2 separate regions of the Homo sapiens genome follow, and region 2 is linked to region 1. The links are chromatin loops, found by intact Hi-C in ENCODE. Cell type or tissue: gastrocnemius medialis. All regions are shown on one strand. Links, peaks and the distances in the headings refer to the core of each region. The heading gives the core; the rest is flanking DNA.

Evidence for each region. A loop is a pair of places that touch in the nucleus more often than their neighbours do. Peaks named below come from ENCODE experiments on the same cell type or tissue, not always from the same donor. Only the 100,000 strongest peaks of a DNase experiment are listed, where the experiment ranks them.
Region 2: a loop joins it to region 1, with 10 times the contacts of the local background. A loop is called at or near these places in 99 of 110 quality-filtered maps.

What each region holds. Positions count from the first base shown.
Region 1 is chr10:92,083,621-92,091,711 of GRCh38, reverse strand. All of the region lies in intron 8 of CPEB3 (cytoplasmic polyadenylation element binding protein 3), which reads left to right. Among named protein-coding and RNA genes, the nearest start is that of BTAF1, 160 kb to the right of the region's middle. In gastrocnemius medialis, for the core only: a CTCF peak has its summit at 3,780 (motif pointing left); a DNase peak (open chromatin) is centred at 3,791; H3K27ac peaks cover 1,174 bases.
Region 2 is chr10:92,430,296-92,438,386 of GRCh38, reverse strand. No RefSeq gene overlaps it. Among named protein-coding and RNA genes, the nearest start is that of IDE, 140 kb to the left of the region's middle. In gastrocnemius medialis, for the core only: a CTCF peak has its summit at 3,196 (motif pointing right); no DNase peak of the experiment used is centred there; H3K27ac peaks cover 1,064 bases.

The DNA.
Region 1 (8,091 bases), core at 969-5,968:
CTGTCATCATTTTCACTGAGCTTTTTCAGGATTAAAGGTTTTCTCCCAAAATGCTCTATTTTGTTATGGTGCAAAAGTGAATTTCATTAAACAGTTATGTTGACAAAATGAATTCTATTTAGTGCTTTCCTATTTAATTGCTTATATAAAAAATAATAACACATTTGGCAATGTGCATTCTTATGCCAGTCAGCATTGTTATGTATGACAGAAATCTTTTTTAAAGCTTCCCTGTTGGTTTTTTTTTTTAAGTTCCTTTCCAGTGATGAAATAATTGTGCTGCTGGATTTGAGCAGAATCATAATTGACTGGAGAGTTTGAAGTGTTGTTGAACTGATGGCTTCAATACATATTTAAATCCAAAGACAAATCCAATCAGCTGTACATCAGCCTCCTAATAACCACTATTAATGCCAGTGGAGTATAACAAAATCATTTCTAAGATCTAAGTTTTTGAAGCACTTAGAATAATTAAGTTTATTTTTTTAAAGTAAGACAAAAAAAGTTACTGTTGCCACTGTGAAAGTACATTTCTTTTGTGTTATTTATATGCACATAGACTTAGTTCTACCTAAAATTAAAACAAAAAGCAGAGATCATTAAAATCATGTTGTGAAATGGAATTATAAAATGTAACCTAACGTTATTTAGCTGTATTACTTTCAAAACTTAATTCTGAAAGTTCCTCAACATTTGTAACATACTCATCCAAATCCCAACTCCAGCCTACACCTAAAAGATAACTTTAGACCTATATAAAGACACTCATAATTTCATTTTGAAGAACTTTTAAACATATTTGTTCTGATTGGGTCTTATTTTCTTCATTCGAATGGAAAACTGTCAAATGAAAGATAGAAAGCAAAACAGCAGAGATGCTCCCCTTTTATCTGCAGTCGGAGAATAAAGTCTAAGAAGGGCTAATTCAAACGTGAAAAGCATTATGAGATGGGGGCAAATGCAGCCCTTTGTAAACTGTGCTTTAAAAAAAATGGTGGAGGTGTTGTGAAATATTTCTGACTTTTTCTAACTAGTGTTATATTTAGGAGTGGAGAGGGACAGAAATCCTTTTCCTTATTTTACAAATGGACAATCATTGCTAGTATTCTAGCTATTCCTTTTGCAACTAACTGCAAGCACAAATTAGTTTTTTTGTTTGTTTGTTTGTTTGAGATGGAGTCTCGCTCTGTTGCCCAGGCTGGAGTGCAGTGGCATGATCTCGGCTCACTGCAACCTCCGCCTCCTGGGTTCAAGTGATTCTCCAGCCTCAGTCCCCCAAGTAGTTGGGACTACAGGTGTGTGCCACCACACCTGGCTAATTTTTGTATTTCTAGTAGAAACAGGGTTTTGCCATGTTGGCCAGGTTGGTCTTGAACTCCTGACCTCAGGTGATCCACCCACCTCAGCCTCCCAAAGTAGTTGGGATTACAGGCGTGAGCCACCACGCCCAGCCACAAATTAGTTTTTATGTTCTAGCCCCTTTCCTTTTTTTCCTAGATAGGAATCTGAAAAAATATTCTGAAAAAGCCCTATAGTTATAAAAATAACAGAATTGGCTGTAACTTCTTATGTCTATCTAAGTCACAGACATACAAGTTTATACATTAAACTTCAATTTGTATTATTCACTCTTTATTCTTCCTGTTTTAATGATTTGGAAGGATAGGTAAGGGCCTATGTATCATTTTTCTTCTGTAAATCCTGTGAAGATACCTTTTCCAAAAGGTTGCTGTATGATCACACCAACACTGCAAGAAGTGAACCCCTGGGCATGAAATTATATTCTTTAACATTTGGTATCTGCAAGATGCCACAAATTCTAGGATTAAACAAGAATTATATTTAGTTGTCTAGTAAGAAATGGGATTTTGTGTTCCCTGACTAGATACTATATTATACCTTTCATAATTTGAAGTTCCTTTTTTTTTTGAGACGGAGTCTCACTCTGTCACCTGGGCTGGAGTGCAATGGCCCGATCTCAGCTCACTGCAACCTCCACCTCCCGGGTTCAAGAGATTCTCCTGCCTCAGCTTCACGAGTAGTTGGGACTACAGGCGCACACCACCATGCCTGGCTGTTTTGTATTTTTGGTAGAGACAGTGTTTCACCATGTTGGCCAGGCTGGTTTCAAACTCCTGACCTCATGATTCACCCGCCTCGGCCTCCCAAAGTGCTGGGATTACAGGTGTGAGCCACCGTGCCCAGCCGAAGTTCTCTTTTTTTTCAACTAAGCTAAAATTTTTTGTTTTAAAATGTTTTGTTTTTATAGTTATGTGGATAGTAATCTAAAATCACTTGAATTATTGATAGGGTTCCTCCCATGCCAACACTTCCCTTAAGCATAGCTAGTTTCTAGGTGGCAAAGTAATCTATATTATTGTCTTAGAATTTTACCATTCATCCCAAGACTTCTAGTTTAGAGGGCCATGTTATCAAGACAAAAAGTTAACATCTGCAACTTTTATGTATAATCCTAGGGATTGGGTTTCTTTGAAACACACTGAGCTTTGGGAACTGATGTATACCTTGGAATAGAAGACGTTTTTTAAAGGAATTCATTGTGACTTTGCTAGACAAGCTGAAGTTGAATACAGTACAGTTCACTTGAATGATAAACATTTATTGAGCATCTACTGTATTACTGGCACTGAGAAAATATGTGTCATGCAAAACTGAATATCCCACTATCATGTTAAAGAGGTAATCATTTACAGACAGTCAAAAGATTTCAGAAGAAAACAAATGTGTTTATAGAATGTGAACTCAGAATTAACTGGAGACCAGATTATATTCTTTAACATGATTTTCAAATTTGGTTTTGAAATGCTTTAGAGCATTTTTTATTATTTCCAAGGGATATTCTAGTTATGGAATTTTGGAAAGTCTAAAACTATTTTAAGCATTTTATGTAGACTGATCCTGGACTAGATATGGGTGTCCCTACTCAACAGGTGTGATTTTAGATGTCCAGGTGGATTTTTACCTTATTCAGGGCCAAAAAGTATCCCTTAATATGTCACAGTGACTAAAATGTTATCACTGAAGTGTTATTCCTTTGGATCTTGTGAGTTTTTTTTTTTTAATCTTTGATATTTCCTCATTGTAAGACAAGGACCAATATCACTGATAGTTATTCTGAATACAGGCCTTATCCCTTTAAACAGAAATATACAAACACCTCTTAAAGAAAAAAGGCAACCTATTTTAAGCAGTATTGTCCTGAGTTTCTGGTTCTTTGATAAACCTTCCTTTTAAAAACTCAGGTTGGACCAGCCTGGGCAACATGGTGAAACCCTGTCTCTACAATAAATACAAAAATTAGCCAGGCATGATGGCACACTCCTGTAGTTCCAGCTACTTGGGGGGCTGAGGCAGGAGAACCACTTGAGCCCAGGGAGCTCGGGGCTGCAGTGAGCTGAGATTGCATCAGTGCACTCCAGCCTGGGTGACAGTAAGACCTTATCTCAAAAAAAAAAAAAAAAAAAATTAGGTTGGAAAAAAATCACAGTCCTAGAAAGGAAAAGAAAAGCAAAGCTGAAAATGGGAAAATATCAGTGGAAAATTTAGATGAGCTTACTCATTGCCTGATTGTGGGTTTTTCTATGTCAAATAATACACATTATTACTGTCTCTTCCTTTCATCATTCCCATCGGTGACAATAGCAAGCCAACGATGGTTTGCCTGAAGTCTCCTGGTGTTTATCAGATCTTGTTTTCTTTCTACTCCCCACCTCACCCTGCCCTCACATTAGGAAAGCCTGTAAGTAGACTCACCGTGCCACCATGTGGCTAAAGCTCGCATATTCTTTAGAGTCAGTACAGGGTAATAATGGGCAGTTTGATTCTCCTCCTGCTGCCACCTGGAAGTACAACACGTTGCCACTCTGCTTCATTCACGTAATGTGAATCTCCATACAGAAATAGCCCTGTTGCATATCTCTGTGGCATTAGGACCTCTCCAGAATGCATATCTCTTCACTCTGACAGAAAATAAGTGCCAGACTTGGGGGTTATGATATCACCAGGAAAAAGTAGAGAGTGAGGTATGTGGTCTCTGTACTCTTCCCCAGTTGATTAACATGAGTATTCCTCTGATCCCAAATTTCTTGGTTTTGGCATCTGATGGGAGGACTGCCCCAGTGACCAAGCTTTTGGATCCATTCATTCCCAACCTTGATCAGGCTGGAAAAACTTTCAGTCTTTCTCATTAGAAGCATATAAACTGTTCTTGACTTCATGACTTCCTTAGGCCCTGCAAACAGATCAATCTTGAGAGAGTGCTCATCTGAATCCCCACAACCTACTGTTTTCTCGTTCATCTTTTGGTTCTATCTTTCCTAACAATTGCTGTGATAATTCCTTCCTTTCTTTTTTTCCCCTACCAATATTCTGTGGTGAATCCTGAAATTTCTTTCTCTGCCTTCCCCACCTGCCCTGACTGTTGTGAGGATGGTTTTTCTGTGGGAGGTAAAAATTTGTGAAGTAAATATTCAGAGATATGTGGCATATATCTAGAGAACATATATCCTGAATTTTTCTAAGATCATTTATTTCAGACATTTTATATAAACATTTGATAGTTCACATGTATTAGAAACCATGTCCTGATTTGTGACTTAGGAAACAGGAGTATATTATAACCCTATCCTTTATTGTTGTTTTATGATATGGTTGCAGGCAGAAACCATCCTGTATCAAGTTTTTCAACAGTAGAAGCTTTTTCACCATGTCCTAAGTTCAGTATGGGTTGTCCCGGATAAACTCCAGATTTGGCATACTGACTTGATTAACTGTATTACCTTTAGGGATAAGGGTTTTCCTAATGTTAGTATGTGTTTGTGTCCTCCCTCTGCACCAAAAGCAAACCCTCATCCAAAGCTGATGTCAAACTTTGCCATATCAGTGGCAGGCTGTGTGATATTAGCATAAAACCAAAATAACACTGCAATGAATTGATACTTATAGAGCATAAAACCAGGCCAACTTAAATGTTAAGCAGAGATTCACAGGGTGGGAGAGGGGCAAGAACCCTGGACAAAACTAAACATTTGAATACCACTCTGTCCTCAGCAGTGTGCCCAGAGCTCTCATGGATGTTTAATTCTCACAATGACCCTGTGAGATTGTAAGTGGTAGACTGCGCTTTCGAGATGATGAAGCAGAGTTCAGATAGAGTAACTGGTCTTTCTCAGGTCGAAAGAAAGATACTTTATTAAGCTGAGATCTGAGATGTTGTCTCAGTAACAGTAGTAACAGTCTACTTGGTACCAGTGTACTCTGTCTGATTTAATTCATTGTTCATACCATCTATTTGAAAATATTCTTAACTTCCCAACATATCTGATGCAGAGCAGAAGCTTATGAGCACATTTCTTCCACTTGAAGTGTGTGAATTGCCCTTGAACCAACTTGACAATTGTGGTAAACCTAGAAAGTCCTCCTCAAGTTTAATCTTCCTTTCTTTCAGAAGTCAAGACCTCTTTGATATCTTAAGGTGCCCTATGCCTCTTGCCTATCTGTTTTGTCCTTATTTCCAAAGAGAAGAAATATGGATTATAGATTCGCAGTTTAGAATCTGTAGAGACGAATGTGTTATTTTCCTCTGGAATCCTCATTTCTACTCTATCTCGTTTGGCTCTCCAGTATCTCAGACTCACATGTTGCCTTAGCTGGCTTTGAAATGTATTATAATTAAATGATATAAATAGGGCCCTAAGGTGAACCCATGAAGAAGGAGTCATCATGGGTTTCCTCTCTGGTGAACTAAAGACCCTTTCACATCTTTGTAAAGAATTGGGAGCAGGCCAAGCACGGTGGCTCACGCCTGTAATCCCAGCACTTTGGGAGGCCAAGGCAGGTGGATTACCTGATGTCAGGAGTTCAAGACCAGCCTGGCCAATATGGCAAAACCCCATCTCTACTAAAAATATAAAAATGAGTTGGGCGTGGTGACTGCACTCCTATAATCCCAGCTACTTGGGAGGCGGAGGCAGGAGAATCGCTTGAACCCTGGAGGCGGAGGTTGCAGTGAGCCGAGATCGTGTCACTGCACTCCAGCCTGAGCGATAGAGCGAGATTCCATCTCAAAAAAAGAAAAAGAAAAAAGAAAAAAGAATCAGGAGCAAATCCAAGGAACCATAATTGAAGCTTATATTCAGATTCAGAGATGTAGTCATCACAATCCAAAGGAATCCATGGGGATGCTATGCTCCATATTGCTGCAGTATTCTAGTTTGCCCCTCCAGTCTGTGGCACAGTGACGCTCATCACAAGAGCCAGCATGTGGATTAGACTCATTGTGTTGCTGCTACCATGGAAGTTGTTCATGAGACAACTTAAGTTGTCTTAGGATCACAGAGCATCTTGTCCAAAGTATGGTATACCCTTGAACCATAGCTATTAGACCGCCATCTTCCCACCATGACCAGACAGACCAATGAGCACTGTCTGGATGGGAAAGAAAATAAAAAGTAGTTTGGAAAGTCTCGACTTCCTCGTGAACTATATACCTATTTTCACCTCTGTGTGAACTCTGGATTCCTTCGCCTCTATGCCCTGCTCTGCTACCCTCATTTTCCTCAGGTTAAATGTTAAGAACATCCTCCTGGGAGCTACTTTGTCTCTGCCCTCTGCAGAGGATGGTTTCAAATGAGGACTAGAAATTCTGTTTAGTACTTAAATGAGTTCATTTAAGTATGCTTAATAAAGTATGCTGAATGAAGACTCACTGGTTGAGCAAAAGACCAAATATGAACAGCAGTTGTTTGACTATTGTTTACTTCCCTTCAAGGGTGGTCATAGTATTAGACTTTCTGTAGTTAAAATACAGATGAGGCCGGGCACGGTGGCTCACACCTGTAATCTCAGCACTTTGGGAGGCCGAGGCAGGCGGATCATGAGGTCAGGAGATCGAGACCATCCTGACTAACACGGTGAAACCCAGTCTCTACTAAAAATACAAAAAATTAGCCAGGCGTGGTGGCGGGCGCCTGTAGTCCCAGCTGCTCGGGAGGCTGAGGCAGAAGAATGGTGTGAACCCAGGAGGCAGAGCTTGCAGTGAGCCAAGATTGCACCACTGCACTCCAGCCTGGGCAACAGAGTGAGACTCCGTCTCAAAAATAAGTAAATAAATAAATAAATAATAAAATACAGATGAGGGTAGAGAGGGAGATGGGAAATTTTCATACTCTTCTCCCAAAAACCTCTTCTTAAGTCACCTTGGTTTCTTCTAGCTTCTCAACAAATTGCCCTTCACTTAAGTGAGACCTAATCAACTCAAATGTCTGCAGACTTTTTGGTGGCCAAAAAAGCAACTACATATAAGTTCATAAATGGAAATTATTTATTTATAATTGGTTGTCATAAGAGCATAAGCAGATGAGGGTTTCTGTTTCCTATCAAAAGTACTTAACTGCCAGCAACATCAGTCACGATCTAATCCTTGGAATGTGCAGATGATTTCAAGCAGATAGATTCACAAAGTAATGGAATGTTTGTGCTTCTCTGGCATCAGGAGATCCTGAAGATTTTTTTTTTTTTTTTTTTTTGAGACAGAGTCTTGCTCTTTCGCCTGTGCTGGAGTGCAGTGGCGTGATCTCGGCTCACTGCAAGGTCCAGCTCCCAGGTTCATGCCATTCTCTTCCCTCAGCCTCCCGGCGTCTGCCACCACGCCCGGCTAATTTTTTGTATTTTAGTAGAGACGGGGTTTCACCGTGTTAGCCAGGATGGTCTCCATCTCCTGACCTCAAGATCCGCCCACCTTGGCCTCCCAAAGTGCTGGGATTATAGCCGTGAGCCACCGTGCCCGGCGATCCTGAAGATTTTTTGGAGACCACTGTGGTGTAGAAAAATCTGTGGTTACAGTAACTCTCCTGCTTAGCTGGAGTTTCAAGCTTACCACTCATGTGCCTTCTTTCTAAATCAGGCACTTTATTGAGTCCTTCCTATCGTGGAAGACAAGTGCCATTCAATTCCTTGCCAGCATTCTTTTCCTGGCCATTCACCAGGCTTAGAGATTGTTCCCTCTCTTATTTCACTACAGAGGAAGCCTTGTCTTTTGAAAATTAGTATTTAATTTACAGGGTCCTGAGG
Region 2 (8,091 bases), core at 1,192-6,191, 350 kb before region 1:
AAAGTGACTATGCGAATTTACACTCTCACAGCAGGGTATGAGAGTTTCAGCTGTTTACCATCACTTGGTATTGTTAGTCTTTTTATTTTTATTTATTATTTATTTATTTATATTTATTTATTTATTTATTTTTGAGACGCAGTCTTGCTCTGTCCCCCAGGCTGGAGTGCAGTGGCGCAATCTCAGCTCACTGCAAGCTCTGCCTCGTGAGTTCATGCCATTCTCCTGCCTCAGCCTCCCGAGTAGCTGGGACTACAGGCGCCCACCACCACGCCCGGCTAATTTTTTGTATTTTCAGTAGAGACGGGATTTCACCATGTTAGCCAGGATGGTCTCGATCTCCTGACCTCGTGATCCGCCTGCCTCAGCCTCCCAAAGTGCTGGGATTACAGGCGTGAGCCACTGCACCTGGCCAGTATTTTTATTTTTTATTTTCTTTATTTTTTGGAGTCAAGCATGGTTGTAGAGGGAGACAATATTAATCAGCTTAACAACCCACAACTCTTGGACCAACTGTTAGTCTTTTAAATTTTGGCCATTCTCATGGGTGTAGTAGGTATATACACTGTGGTTTTAATTAGCATTTCTTTGCATATAATGAGCTTAAGAAACTTTTCATGTGTATTGACTTTTCAGTGTTCCCTTTTGTGAAGTCTTTCACCAATTTTTTTTTGAGACAGGGTCTCTTTCTGTCACCCAGGCTAGAGTGCAGTGATGCAGTCATAGCTCACTGCAGCCTCAAAATCCTGGGCTAAAACAATCCTCCCACCTCAGCCTTCCAAGTAGCTAGGACTACAGGTGTGTGCCATCATGCCCAGCTTATTTTATTTTATTTTTTGAGATGGAGTTTCACTCTTACTGCCCAGGCTGGAGTGCAATGGCACGATCTCGGCTCACTGCAACCTCCGTCTCCCGGGTTCAAGCGATTCTCCTGCCTCAAACTCCCGAATACCTGGGATTATAGGCATGCGCCACCACCCCCGGTGAACTTTGTATTTTCAGTAGAGATGAGGTTTCTCCATGTTGGTCAGGCTGGTCTCGAACTCCTGACCTCAGGTGATCCGCCCACCTCGGCCTCCCAAAGTGCTAGGATTACAGGCATGAGCCACTGCACCCGGCCTTTTTCTTTTCTTTTCTTTTCTTTTTTTTTTTTTTTGAGACAGAGTCTTGCTCTGTCGCCCAGGCTGGGGTGCAGTGGTGCCATTTCGGCTCACTGCAACCTCCGCCTCCCGGGTTCAAATGATTCTCCTGCCTCAGCGTCCCGAGGCAATCTCTGTAGGTAAATTATATAATCTTCCAAAGGCCCTCTTACAACTTGCAGAGAGGAAATCAAGGAGTTGCTAGCAATATGAGAAAAGTTAACACCTTGTCAACTTTTCGTATTTTTAGTAAAGATGGGGTTTCACCATGTTGGTCAGGCTGGCCTTGAACTCCTGACCTCAGATGATCCACCCGCCTCAGCCCCGCAAAGTGCTGGGATTACAGGCGTGAGCCACTGTGCCCAACCATGCCCAGCTGATTTTTTAATTTTTTTGTAGAGACAGGGGTCTTGCTATGTTGCCCAGTCTAATTTTGAACTCCTGGTCTCAAGTGATTTTGCTTGGCCTCCCAAAACGCTGGGATTACAGGCATGAGGCACTGTGCCTGGCCTCTCAGCCATTTTTTAATTGTGTTGTCAATCCTTAGTGATTTGTAGGAGTCCCATATATTTTGGGTCTGAGCTCTTTTGTTATTTTTATTATTTATCACTCTTTGGCTTGTCTTTTCACTCTTAATGGTATATATTGTACATCTTTTCTAGTTTGTTTTCAGTGAGAGGTTTCAGCACCATCTAGTCAACCACTGCCAGAGCAGAACTTGGTCTCCTATTTTAATGACTAAATTTTATTCCAGGCTGGGCATGGTGGCTCACGCCTGTAATCACAGCACTTTGGGAGGCTGAGGCAGGCAGATCACCTGAGGTCAGGAGTTCGAGACCAGCCTGACCACAATGGTGAAACCCCATTTCTACTTTTAAAAATACAAAATTTAGCCGGGCGTGATAGTGGGCTCCTGTGATCCCAGCTACTTAGGAGGCTGAGGCAGGAGAATCACTTGAACCGGGAAGCAAAAGATTGCAGTGAGCTTAGATTGCACCACTGCATTCCAGCCTGGGCAACAGAGGGAGACTTCATCTCAAAAAAAAAAAAAAAAAAAAAATTCCAATAATGCCTGCATTATGATGAAGACTGACCCATTGTCATTGGGAATTAGTTTGAGAAGCTTTTTAAGAAGATAATGAGCTGAGAAAGAATCAGATCCCGGCAAGGTAAGTTTTAATAAACGAAAAGATGGAGGGAAAAGCAAGATCTGGGTGGGCACCTGAGGCCTTCCAGGGCCCTGTGCCCTCAGGCAAATATTGGCATTCATGAGAAGAACCAGAATTAAACAAGGATATACGCAAGAAAGCAGCCAGGAAACATATATGATACCAAAAGCAGGTGGAAACCACTTCACAGTTTGGCCCAGGGACAAGTCTGATGGTGTGTGTATTTGCATGTCTCTTTGCTCAGCACATTTCTGCCTCATCATAGGGAGAGTTGCACAGAAAGCAATTTGGATTTGGGTTTAGATTTCTCATATTGCTAGCAACTCCTTGATTTCCTCTCTGCAAGTTGTAAAAGGGCCTTTGGAAGATTGTATAATTTACCTACAGAGATTGTTCTTTTTACTTTATGGCAGTCTTATAGAAGGAATGATTGTTCCAGTATTCATAACTGACTTAGAGTTTCTTCTAACTTATTGGTTTTTAACCCTAATTGCATATGAAAGTTGGCTACAGATCTTTTTTTTCCTGCTTCCTATCGCCCAGCTACAGATCATATATATATATATATATATATATATATATATATACACACACACACACACACATATATACACACATATATATACATATATACACATATATATACACATATATACATATATACACATATATACACACACACATATATATACACACACACATATATACACACACACACACACATATATATATATAAAATATATATCTACACTAACTGAGTTGGTGGGGATGGGGTAGAGAGGACTGGATATTGGATTGTTTGCAAGTCCTCCTCGTGATCCTTATGTGTGTTTAAGGCCAGAGAACCACTGCTGACATTGCAAAGATAAGGTTGTCCACAAGATGGAGATAAAGCACTTCTCAGTGAAAAATGCTCCACACACTCAAAACCCATTCTCTGGCTTTATGTCTACACCAACTCCAATTTATGGTTTCTTCTTTTAATTTTTTTTTTTAGACGGAGTCTTATTCTGTCACCCAGGCTGGAGTGCAATGGCGTGGTCTCGGCTCACTGCAACCTCCTCCTCCTGGGTTCAAGCGATTCTCCTGCCTCAGACTCCCAAGTAGCTGGGACTACAGGTGCCTGCCACCACACCCAGCTAATTTTTGTATTTTTAGTAGAGACGGGTTTTCACTATGTTGGCCAGGCTGGTCTCAAACTCCTGACCTCGTGATCCGCCCACCTCGGTCTCCCAAAGTGCTGGGATTACAGGCGTGAGCCACTGTGCCCAGCCCTTAATTTTTTTTTTTTTTTTTAGAGACAAGATCTTTTTCTGTCTCCCAGGATGGAGTGCAGTGGTTCCATCATAGCTCACTGCAGCCTGGAACTCCTGGGCTCAAGTGATCCTCCAGGCTCAGCTTCTCGAGTAGCTAGGACTATAGGTGCTCACCACCTTGCCTAATTTTTTATTTTTTGTAGAGGCGGGGTCTCACTATGTTGCCCAGGCTGGTTTTGAACTCCTGTCCTCAAGCCATCCTCCCATCCTGGCCTCCCAAATTGCTGGGATTATAGGCATGAGCCATGGAACCTGGCTGACTCCAATTTATGTAATGTGCCAAGCGGGGACAAACGTGGGAAGATAGGTAACATTACCTTTGGTGCTGTTGCTTGCCAGTCAAAGAAATTTTTGCCACCTCAGAGGAAAAGACCAGGAACTAACTTTAAAAATGACAGCCAGGGCTGGATATGGTGGCTCATGCCTGAAATCCCAGCACTTTGGGAGACTGAAACAGAAGGCTCGCTCGAGCCCAGGAGTCCAAGACCAGCCTGGACGACATAGGGAGACCTCATTTCTATAAAAAATAAAAATAAAAAAATTAGCCAGGCATGATGGCTCTTACCTGTAGTCCCAGCTACTCTGGAGGCTGAGGTGGGAGGATCACTTGAGCCCAGGAGGTCAAGGCTGCAGTGAGCCATGATCATGTCACTGCACTCCAGCCTGGGCGACAGGCAGACGGAGATCCTGTTTCTAAATAAATAAATAAATAAAATAATAAAGTAAAATAAAAATGACAGCCAGGTGTGGTGGCTCATGCCTGTAATACCAGCAACTCAAGAGGCTGAGGCAGGAAGACTGCTTGAGCCCAGGAATTTGAGGTTGCTGTGAGCTATAATTGTGCCTCTGTACTCCAGACTGGGCAACAGAGCAATACCCCATCTCATAAAAAAAAAAAAAAAAGAAAGAAAGAAAAATGACACATGGCTAAAAATATCTCTTATTTGGCTGGGCGTGGTGGCTCACACCTGTAATCCTAGCACTTTGGGAGGCCGAGGTGGGCAGATCACTTGAGGTCAGGAGTTCAAAACCAGCTTGGCCATCATCGTGAAACCCCATCTCTACTAAAAATACAAAAATTATCTGGGCGTGGTGGTGCGTGCCGGTAATCCCAGCTACTTGAGAGGCTGAGGCAGGAAAATCGCTTGAACCCGGGAGGCAGAGGTTGCAGTGAGCTGAGATTGTGCCACCGCACTCCAGCCTGGGTGACCGAGCGAGACTCCATCTCAAAAAAGAAAAAAAAAAAACTCTTATTCACCCAATTACCTGAATTAGAATCTAGAAATATTTTCAATCCTTTTCCTAGTTCACTTTGATAAAATAGACCATATAAACTGACACCAAAACTGAAAATAAGAAAGGAGTGTAATATTGTTCATATTTTATGGAGTGGAAATTTTTGAAATGAGATCATTCTGTAAATTATGTAGATAGAAATCAACATCTGCACAAGTAAATTAGCGTAAGATGTGTTGCTCACAGGATTTTAGGAAATATGCAGATGCAATAATGTGATTTCTATTTTTTTCTTAAGTCTGAAGTACTTGATTGGTAGCTCCCAATCATTTCTCCCATCTCACTTGTCTAGCTCTGTCACAGAAGCTGTAAAAGCTACAAACTCCGTCTCTCTGTTCCCTTGTAGGGAGAGATGGTCAATGAGATCTAAGTGAAATCACTAAGGAGGGCTTCCCTTCCTGAATAAAATGACAATACCTCAGTACAAGAAGTGTCTTTTTCCCTTGTCCCTCCACCCCCGAATTCTTGCTACCATCTTCCTGGGGACATGAAACTTAGAAGTGGAGCAGCCACCACTGGCCATGAGATGACAAGTGTGAGGACAAAAGCCACTGTAACTAAGAAGGACAGAATGGACAGGTGAGAGCAGCCCGGATCCCTCCCTGATGGCGACTATGGGCAGCTTTTATGCTGATCAGCCTCCCGAGTAGCTGGGACTACAGGGGACTGCCTATCCCTGCACTTGCTATGAGGGGAAAAGCCACTGTTGATCAGGCTTCCTGTTGTTCTCCGATGTTGTTAGGGCAGGAACACTTGGCAGATTTCCTGGTATTTACAATTAGACACTTAATAAATGGAGGAATTTATCCCTTACTGAACATCACTGAGAAGTTGCTATGTTGGCATATAGAACATAAATATATTTACTTATTTATTTTTATTTATTTTTGCGGGAGACCGGAGTTTTATTACTCAAACCAGTCTCCCATAAATATATTTATAATGTTGATTTTAGACATTATCCTTTCTAAAGAGACCCTGTGGGCTTTAGACAAAGCTAAGACTTGAGAAGCTCAAGTTCCTTTGTTGTTGTTGTTATTTCTAAAAAGTATGTATTAAATGCCTAATTGTAAATACCAAGAAATCTGCCAAGTGTTCCTGCCCTAACAACATTTTCTGAGCCAAAATGCACAGTTTGGGTTTGGCATGGTCGCTCACACCTGTAATTCCAGCACTTTGGGAGGCCAAGGTGGGAAGCCAGGAGTTCAAAACCAGCCTGGGCAGCATAGTGAGACCCTGATTCTATATAAAACAAAGAAAAAGAAAACAAAATGCATAGTTTGACATATCAAATGAATATTTTCAACAGAACTGTGCTAGATAATCCAGACTGTCCATGGCTCTACCTGACACAGCCTATGATTTCTTCAGGGTAAGCACCAGATCAGGACACATACATCACTGCTATGGCCGAACACACAGACAATGACACAGAAACAATAAACCAAATAGCAACAGACAACAAGGTGTTTGCATCAAGATAAGCCTAATTTGGGTAAGGCATGGTGGTTCACACCTGTAATCCCAGCACTTTGGAAGGCTGAGGTAGTCAGATGGTTTGAGCCCAGAAGGTCAAGACCAGCCTGGGCAACATGGCAAGGCCCTGTCTGTACAAAAAATATAAACATTAGCCGGGCATGGTGGCACGTGTCTGTTGTCCCAGCTACTTGAGAGGCTGAGATGGGAGGATTGATTCAGTCTGGTAAGTCAAGGCTGCAGTGAGCCATGATCTTGCCACTGCACTCCAGCCTGGGCGACAGAGTGAGAACTGGTTTCAAAAATAAATAAATAGGCCGGGCGTGGTGGCTCATGTCTATAATCCCAGCACTTTGGGAGGCTGAGGAGGGCAGATTACGAGGTCAGGCATTCCAGACCAGCCTGGCCAACATGGTAAAACCCCGTCTCTACTAAAAATACAAAAATTAGCCAGGTGTGGTGGTGCGTGCCTGTAATCCCAGCTACTCAGGAGGCTGAGGCAGGAGAATCACTTGAACCCAGGAGGTGGAGGTTGCAGTGAGCCGAGATCGTGCCACTGCACTCCAGCCTGGGTGACAGAGCGAGACTTCATCTCAAAAAAGAAAGAAAGATGAAAGAAAAAGAGAAAAGAAAGAAGGAAGGAAGGGAGGGAGGGAAGAAAGGGAGGGAAGGGAAGGAAGGGAAGGAGAGGAAGGAAGGGGAGGAAGGAAGGGAAGGAAAGGAAAGGAAGGAAAGGAAGAAAGGAAAAAGAGGAAAGAAAGGAAAGAGACCTAAGTTGATTTTAAGAGTAAACAACAAGGCATCTAATTGGAAAAAGAACTGGGAACGAGTAAGAGTTCCACATTTTGATTCAGCAGAGTGGTAATTTGCTATTCAGGGGTCAGAATATTCAGGATAGTTGCTATTCTGTGGTCTGCAGCAAAAGGATTTAATGGAAGAGGATTTCCGTGAATTCACTGGCTGTTTAAGGAATTGGAGAAAACTGAGTTGGCAAATGGAGAAAAGATATTATAGGCACATGATGTCACCTTGGAAAAGGTCATGAAGGCAAAGGCAGGCCCTCCCTGGAGCACAACATAGTAATGTGTCCCCTGGGGCTGTGTCATATGCCATCCCTGTAAGCAGCGCAGGGGAAAGTGAAGTGCACTTGGATAAGGCAGAGGTGATTGACTAAGAAGTAGGAGGAAGTAAATGACATTAAATGTTGAACTTCATTGGGGTCTGCTCCTACACATTTCTTTCTTGCTTTTATTTTATGACATGCTGTTAACTCTCAACTTTCTTTTTTTTTTTCTTTTTTTTTTTAAGTTGGAGTTTCGCTCTTGTTGCCCAGGCTGGAGTGCAATGGTGCAATCTCGGCTTACCCCACAACCTCCGCCTCCAGGGTTCAAGCAATTCTCCTGCCTCAGCCTCCCGAGTAGATGGGATTACAGGCATGCACCACCATGCCTGCTAATTTTGTATTTTTAGTAGAGATGTGGTTTCTCCATGTTAGCCTGTTCTCAAACTCCCAACCTCAGGTGATCGCCAGTCTCAGCCTCCCAAATTGCTGGAATTACAGGCGTCAGCCACCATGCCTGGCCTTAACTCTCCACTTTCTATCTCCAAACCTAATCTCTCCCTGAATCTCAAATTCATTTCCAGCTGCCTCCTGGCTATCTCCACCTGGACTTTTGCACAGTCATTTCAAACTCA